Regions from separate parts of the Homo sapiens genome. Here region 2 is linked to region 1. Evidence: read pairs that join two places in POLR2A ChIA-PET (ENCODE). Cell type or tissue: B cell. All regions are shown on one strand.

The links. ChIA-PET counts read pairs that join two places held together with the same protein. Peaks named below come from ENCODE experiments on the same cell type or tissue, not always from the same donor. Only the 100,000 strongest peaks of a DNase experiment are listed, where the experiment ranks them.
Region 2: POLR2A ChIA-PET joins it to region 1 with 8 read pairs; 5 of 35 experiments call an interaction of 5 or more read pairs at or near these places.

Annotation. Positions count from the first base shown.
Region 1 is chr19:10,093,984-10,097,983 of GRCh38, reverse strand. ANGPTL6 (angiopoietin like 6) reads left to right here. Exons shown (of 6, transcript NM_031917.3): 2 at 1,411-2,002; 3 at 3,046-3,226. The coding sequence starts at 1,421. Among named protein-coding and RNA genes, the nearest start is that of ANGPTL6, 6.7 kb to the left of the region's middle. RefSeq lists silencers at 1,659-1,718, 1,779-1,918. In B cell, no CTCF peak of the experiment used is centred here; a DNase peak (open chromatin) is centred at 1,733; H3K4me3 peaks cover 565 bases; H3K27ac peaks cover 951 bases.
Region 2 is chr19:10,425,941-10,429,940 of GRCh38, reverse strand. The region is part of intron 1 of PDE4A (phosphodiesterase 4A); the gene reads right to left. Among named protein-coding and RNA genes, the nearest start is that of PDE4A, 7.4 kb to the right of the region's middle. RefSeq lists a silencer at 1,532-1,601. In B cell, no CTCF peak of the experiment used is centred here; DNase peaks (open chromatin) are centred at 302, 1,650 and 3,502; H3K4me3 peaks cover 951 bases; H3K27ac peaks cover 1,207 bases; H3K27me3 peaks cover 578 bases.

The DNA of each region.
Region 1 (4,000 bases):
GTTGCCCAGTCTGGAGTCTGGTCTTGAATTCCTGGCCTCAAGCAGTCTTCCCGCCTTAACACAGGCCTGAGCCGCCTCACCAGTCCTACTGTTATTTTTATATTTATTATTTTATTTTATTTTATTTTTTTGAGATGGAGTCTCGCTCAGTCACCCAGGCTGGGCTGCAGTGGCACAATCTCGGCTCACCGCAAGCTCTGCCTCCCAGGTTCACGCCATTCTCCTGCCTCAGCCTCCCAAGTAGCTGGGACTACAAGTGCCCGCCACCACGCCCAGCTAACTTTTTGTATTTTTAGTAGAGATGGGGTTTCACCGTGTTAGCCAGGATGGTCTCGATCTCTTGACCTCGTGATCCACCTGCCTCAGCCTCCCAAAGTGCTGGGATTACAGGAGTGAGCCACCGCGCCTGGCCCTACTGTTATTTTTAGCATTTAACATTGTCTAATATGCTCTATTTATTCATCCTATACAGTACATATTTATTTTTTTGCCCACTAGGGGAGGGATTTTTGTCTGTTTTGTTCCTAAATGTATTCCCAGTGCCTAGAAAGGGGGCTGGCACACATTTGTGCCTAGTGACTGCTTTTTTTTTTTTTTCTTTTGAGACAGAGTCTTGCTCTGTCGCCCAGGCTTGAGTGCAGTGGCGTGATCGCAGCTCACTGCAGCCTGGAACTGCTGGGCTCAGGCGATCTTGGGATGACAAGCCCTTGCCACCATGCCCAGCTAATTTTTGTATTTTTTGTATAGACAGGGTCTCTCTGTGTTGTCTAGGCTGGTCTCCAACTCCTAGGCTCAAGTGATCAGCCCACCTCGGCCTCCCAAAGTGCTGGAATTACCGGCCTGAACGGCCCCATAAGCCTTGTTTTTATTTATTTATTTATTTTTGAGATGGGCTATCACTTTGTTGCCCGGGCTGGAGTGCAGGGGAGCGATCATGGCTCACTGAAGCCTTGAACTCCTGGGCTCAAGTGATCCTCCTGCCTCAGCCTCCCGAATAGCTGGGACCAGAGGTGTGCACCACCACGTCTGTCTAATTTTTTTTTTTTTTTTTTGTAGAGACAGGGGTCTCCCCATGTTGCCCAGGCTGGTCTCGAACTCCTGGTCTCAAGCGATCCTCTCGCCTCGGCCTCCCAAAGTGCTGAGCTTGCAGGCGTGAGCTACGGCGCCCGGCCTCGCTTGTCGAATGAATGAATGCTTGAGATGCGTTATCCGGCCTGGCGCCAAGAGCTCGGTGTTGAAGCCAGAGTGGGATCACCCTGGGGCCCTCCAGCCGTGGGGGGAATGAGATGGGGACTGAAATTATGGGCCCGGGACATCGCGGGTGTAGACGCGCGCATCCCCGCGTGGAAGCGGAGGGGTCTCGCTGGGCCCCAGCACCCCGTCTTCCTTCCGTTCCTCCTCTGCCTGCAGGTCCGCCGCGATGGGGAAGCCCTGGCTGCGTGCGCTACAGCTGCTGCTCCTGCTGGGCGCGTCGTGGGCGCGGGCGGGCGCCCCGCGCTGCACCTACACCTTCGTGCTGCCCCCGCAGAAGTTCACGGGCGCTGTGTGCTGGAGCGGCCCCGCATCCACGCGGGCGACGCCCGAGGCCGCCAACGCCAGCGAGCTGGCGGCGCTGCGCATGCGCGTCGGCCGCCACGAGGAGCTGTTACGCGAGCTGCAGAGGCTGGCGGCGGCCGACGGCGCCGTGGCCGGCGAGGTGCGCGCGCTGCGCAAGGAGAGCCGCGGCCTGAGCGCGCGCCTGGGCCAGTTGCGCGCGCAGCTGCAGCACGAGGCGGGGCCCGGGGCGGGCCCGGGGGCGGATCTGGGGGCGGAGCCTGCCGCGGCGCTGGCGCTGCTCGGGGAGCGCGTGCTCAACGCGTCCGCCGAGGCTCAGCGCGCAGCCGCCCGGTTCCACCAGCTGGACGTCAAGTTCCGCGAGCTGGCGCAGCTCGTCACCCAGCAGAGCAGTCTCATCGCCCGCCTGGAGCGCCTGTGCCCGGGAGGCGCGGGCGGGCAGCAGCAGGTAACCTCGCAGCCTCCCCGGAGAGCAGCATCGTCTGTGAAATGGGGGTTTTGCAACCCCACGATCTCTTATCCACAGTTCTGAAATCCGCAAAACCCTGAAAACCGGATTCCTACTCGCCCCTTCTGGTAACTTATTTGGGTCAAAAAGTGACTGGTGGCTATTTATAGCCTTCACTTAACCACTTAATGTGAATAGTCATAGGATCCTATAATTAAACATATCATTATCACGTAAAGACCAAAAACCCCTTTAGGAGTGTTATGTATATTCTATACACACATGCATATACATAACCCTCCCTGTGTCACTGTGTCTAAATCCAGCCGTGTTATTCTGAATTCTGGAACGTGTCCTGGTCTGGGTTTGGGATAAGAGAATGTTGCTCTGTGACAGTCCCTACGTTACAGGGTTGGTGAGAGGAGTCAGTAAGTTAGATACTGTTGGATGTGTTGTTATTATCCCTACTCTACAGAGGAGGCTGGGGCACAGATCAATTAAACCATGAGCACCAAGAGCCGGTATTTAAGCCCAGCTCTGTCTGCACTTTATTTTTTTAATTTTATTTTTGAGATGGAGTCTCGCTCTGTCTCCCAGGCTGGAGTGCAGTGGTGCAATCTTGGCTCACTGCAACCTCCACCTCCCAGGTTCAAGCGATCCTCCTACCTCAACCTTCCGAGTAGCTGGCATTACAGGCGTGAGCCAACACACTCAGTTAATTTTTTTTGTATTTTTAGTAGAGACGGAGGTTTCACCATGTTGGTCAGGCTGGTCTCGAACTCCTGACCTCAGGTGATCCGCCCGCCTCGGCCTCCCAAAGTGCTGGGATTACAGGCACGGGCCATAGCGCCCAGCCTGTCTGCACTTTAAAGCCAAGTTGTTTAGCTTTTGGGGAGGATCATTCCTAGGGCTGGGACACCCCCACTGCCAGATGTCCAGGTCATTTGGGAGCTGGGAGATTTATCCACCATTTCTGCCCCTGAGACCAGGCCTCCTGGCCTGAGGGTTAGTGCAATTACACCTGACTTTCTCCGTCACCCCAGGTCCTGCCGCCACCCCCACTGGTGCCTGTGGTTCCGGTCCGTCTTGTGGGTAGCACCAGTGACACCAGTAGGATGCTGGACCCAGCCCCAGAGCCCCAGAGAGACCAGACCCAGAGACAGCAGGAGCCCATGGCTTCTCCCATGCCTGCAGGTCACCCTGCGGTCCCCACCAAGCCTGTGGGTAAGTCGACATTAGGGCTGAGGAATTGTGGGTAGAGGAAAATTGAGGAGTCAGGATTTTAGTGGCAGATTTCTCTCATTGTGAGAAGACCAGAAGAAATGATACTCCTATTCTGATTAAAAATAAGACCAAACTTCTAAGGTGTGAAAATAGGAGAAACAAGAAATAGAAGAGGAGGGACTCTTACTTTAGTGAGGCGATGTTTGGGACTGCTACTTTGGTAAGAGTTTGAACTGGTTCAGAGTATCATATTCAGGACTTATATTATGGTGAGGAGACCATAAAAAACCAGGGTTTAAGAACCCCAGAGTTGGCCGGGCGCGATGGCTCATGCCTGTAATCCCAGCACTTTGGGAGGCCGAGGCGGGTGGATCACGAGGTCAGGAGATCAAGACCATCCTGGCTAACACGGTGAAACCCCATTTCTACTAAAAATACAAAAAATTAGCTGGGCGTGGTGGCGGGCGCCTGTAGTCCCAGCTGCTCGGGAGGCTGAGGCAGGAGAAAGGCGTGAACCTGGGAGGATGAGGTTGCAGTGAGCCGAGATCGCACCACTGCACTCCAGCCTGAGTGACAGAGCGAGACTCCATCTCAAAAAAAAAAAGAACCCCAGACTTGACATTTCCTTTGATTAGAGACAAGGGACCCAGATTCTTAGGTAAAGAAATGGCTATTGGAGCTCGGATTCTGGTGAGGAAATGGGAGAGGCAGGCCTCTTATTCTGGTGAGGAAATGGGAGAGGCAGGACTCTTTGGTAGAAAAGTGGGAGAGGCA
Region 2 (4,000 bases), 330 kb before region 1:
TGTCCCTTAATCCCTGAATGGTTCTACAGCATCTCTGAGATGCCCCCACAAGTGCTGAGACCCCAAGACAACCTCGGGAATGCCTTCAGACTCAGGGGATGCCCTAGTAACCATGGAGATGCCAGCAAAATCTGGGGTGCCCCAATAGACCCCAGGGACACAACTAGATTCCTCTCCAGCTCCTAAGACAGTCTCACACCCTAGAACAGAATCCCAAGATGCACCCCACAGTCCTTGGGGACAACCTAGAATGCCACCCACAGCTTCTGAGATGTGTCTTACAACTCTTAAGACACCCCTAGAAGGCAGGTGTGGTGGCTCATGCCTGTAATCCCAGCACTTTGGGAGGTGAAGGTGGGCGGATCACTTGAGCCCAGGAGTTCGAGACCAGCCCAGGTGACATGGCGAGATCCCATCTCTACAAAAGATGACAAAAATTAGCAGGGCATAGTGGGATGAGCCTGTGGTCCCAGCTACTTTGGAGGCTGAGGTGGGAAGATCACCTGAGCCAAGAGGTTGAGGTTGCAGTGAGTTATGAAGGTGCCACTAAACCATCTTGAGACAGTGAGACCCTGTCTCACGAAAAAAAAGAGAAAAGAGGGTGAATCTCTATTTTCTTTTCTTTCTTTCCTTCCTCTCTTTCTTTCTTTCTTTCTTTCTTCCTTCCTTCCTTCTTTCCTTTCCTTTCCTTTCCCCTCCGTCCCTCTCTTTCTTTCTTTTCCTTTTCTCCTTCCTTTCCTTATTTTCCTTCCTTCCTTCCTTCATTTCTTCCTTCCTTTCCTTTCCTTTCCTTTCTCCTTCCTCCCTTTCCCCCTTTCTCTCTTTCTTTCTTTCTTTTTCATCAGTCTCTCACTGTCACCCAGACTGGAGTGCAGTGGCACGATCTTGGCTCACCGCAACCTCTGCTTGCTAGGTTCAAAGGATTCTCGTGCCTCAGCCTCCCAAGTAGCTGGGATTACAGGCATGTGCCACAATACCTGGCAAATTTTTCTTGTATTTTTAGTAGAAATGGGGTTTCACCATGTTGGCCAGGTTGGTCTCGAATTCCTGGCCTCAAGTGATCCACCCGTGTGAGCCACTGCGCCCAACAGTGAATCTCTATTTTCGAGTCCACCTCTGTGAAATATCCTTCCTTCTCTAGTGTTGGCTCTGATGCCATGGGGCCCAGAGTGAGGAAGCCTGGGCTTGCGTGTGGCCTCTGGCACTTCTTAGCCATTTGATCTCGGGCTAGTCACTTCATTTCATTGAGCCTCAGTTTCCCCAGTTGTAAAATGGGTATAATACTACCACTCACCCCATGGATGGACACATAAAAAGCTCAGAAAAGTGTCTGAACCTAGTAAGCACTCAATATGAGCTACAGTTATTATCAGTATTTGACAAATATTTACTGAAGGCTTATAATATGCAAATCACTATACTAGCTAGAGGGTATAGATGATGATGATAATGACGATGATGGTGATGATAGCAACTAACCCTTTAGAAAGCTTCCTGTGCATCCAGTGCCTCTAGCTATGATCTCTCTCTCTCTCTCTCTCTCAATATCTCTCTCTCTCTCTCTCTCTCTCTCTCTCTCTCTCGAGACAGGATCTCACTCTGTCATCGAGGCTGGAGTACAGTGGCACGATCATAGCTCACTGCAGTCTCAACTTCCTGCGGTCAAGTGATCCTTCAACCTCAGCTTCCTGAGCAGCTAAGTAGCTGAGTAGCATGTGCGCCACCATGCCTGACTAATTTTTTGTACTTTTTCTAGAGATGGGGTTTTCCTATGTTGCCCAGGCTGGTCTTGAGCTCCTGGACTCAAGTGATCTGCCCGCCTTGGCCTCCCAAAGTGCTGGGATTACAGGCGTGAGCCACCACACTTGGTCTTATGATCTCATTTAATCCTCACAAAGTACCCACCAGACACCCACCAGGTGATATTCTTTTTTTTTTTTTTTTTTTGACAGGGTCTCACTCTGTCACCCAGACTGCAGTGCAAGTGACATGATATTGGCTCACTGCAACCTCCACCTCCCAGGCTCAAGTGATCCGCCTCCCTCTCAGCCTCCCAAAGTGTGTTGGGCATGAGCCACTATACCTGTCCCAGAAATGCATTTTTGTTCACCGACCAAGGTTTCAATGCCCTTAGCTTCCCTGAATTGTTTTGCCAGTTCGTCAGATCAGCCCTTGGGAATACGGTTTTTACTAGGCCCATTTCAGAGACGGGGAAGCCAAGGCCCAGAGAGGAGTGACTTGGCTAGGGTCTCCCAATCTAGAAAGATCAGAGCTGGATTATGGACCCAGCTGTCTGGCTTCAGAGACAGGAATTTTAGCCATGAGGCTACACAAGCCCTTTATGGATGAGTTTCCTTCCAGCCCAATGATGCTTGTCCCGTCCTAGGAAGCCAGATGTAAACTGAGGCCTAAAGCCAACCTTGATCATGGCCTAATGGTCTATGAGCCCTTACATGAGCTGCCTGTCACCTCGCTCCCTCCTTTTTTTCCACTGCCTCCTCGCTCACTCTGCCTCAGACACACTTGCCTCCAACGTATCAGACACACTCCCACCACAGGACCTCTGCACTGGCTCTTCCCTCTGGTTGGCACCCTCTTCCATCAGACACCCATGTAGCAACCTCCCTCTTTTGTTTTTTGTTAGACGGAGTCTTGCTCTGTCACCCAGGCTGAAGTGCACTGGCACGGTCTTGGCTCACTGCAACCTCCACTTCCTGGGTTCAAGCAGTTCTCCTGCCTCAGCCTCCTGAGTAGCTGGGATTACAGGCACTTGCCACTGCGCCCAGCTAATTTTTGTATTTTTAGTAGAGATGGAGTTTCAACATCCTGGCCAGACTGGTCTTGAACTCGTGACCTCGTGATCCACCTGCCTCGGCCTCCCAAAGTGCTGGGATTACAGGTGTGAGCCACTGCGCCCGGCCCTTACCTCCCTCATTTTATTTGGGTCTTTGTTCAAATGTCACCTCCTCAGAGAGGCCTTCCCTGACCTCAGGATCCCTCTTTTTTTCATATCCTATGTGTGACCATCTTGAATTATCATACAGCTTTACTTGCTATTTCTTTTTTTTTTTTTGAGACGGAGTCTGGCTTTGTCACCCAGGCTGGAGTGAAGTGGCGCAATCTCGGCTCACTGCAACCTCCGCCTCCTGGGTTCATGCAATCCTCCTCCCACCTCAGCCTCCCAAGTAGCTGGGATTGCAGGCGTGCGCCCAGCTAATTTTTGTATTTTTAGTAGAGACAGGGTTTTGCCAGGTTTTGGCCAGGCTGGTCTCGAACTCCTGGCCTCAAGTAATCCACCTGCCTTGGCCTCCCAAAGTGCTGGGATTACAGGCCTGAGCCACCGCACCCAGCCCTTTACTTGCTATTTCTGCTTCACCCTCTAGTCTGACAATTTCAGGGCAGCAGGGAATGTGTCTATGGCAAGGGTGTGCAATCTTTTGGCATCCCTGGGCCACACTGAAAGGCGAAGAATTGTCTTGGGCCACACATAAAATACACTAACACTAACAATAGCTAATGAGAGGGAAAAAAAAAAGAATCTCATTGTTTTAAGAAAGTTTACGAATTTGTGTTGGGCCGAATTCAATGCCATCCTGGGCCACGGGTTGGACAAACTTGGTCTACAGCATTCTCAGCCACAGTTCTGAAGGCGCTCAGTGTTTGTGGAATGAACGAATCTGCTAGAAATGAGGAGACTGAGGCTCTGACAGGTGAAGGTCACACAGCGAGTCCAGGACAAAAGCTGGATTTACTTCTTTTATTTTTTTCTTTTTGTAGAGATAGGGTCTCACCATGCTGCCCAGGCTGGTCTCAAACTCCAGCCTCAGGCAATCCTCCCACATCAGCCTCCCAAAGTGCTGGGTGTGAGCCACCTCGCCTGGCCAAAAGTGGATTTGAACTCTTTTCTTTCCTTCCTTCCCTCCTTCCTTTTTTTTTTTTTTTTTTTTTTTTTTTTTGACAGGGTCTCAGTCTCTCGCCCAGACTGGAGTGCAGTGGCCCA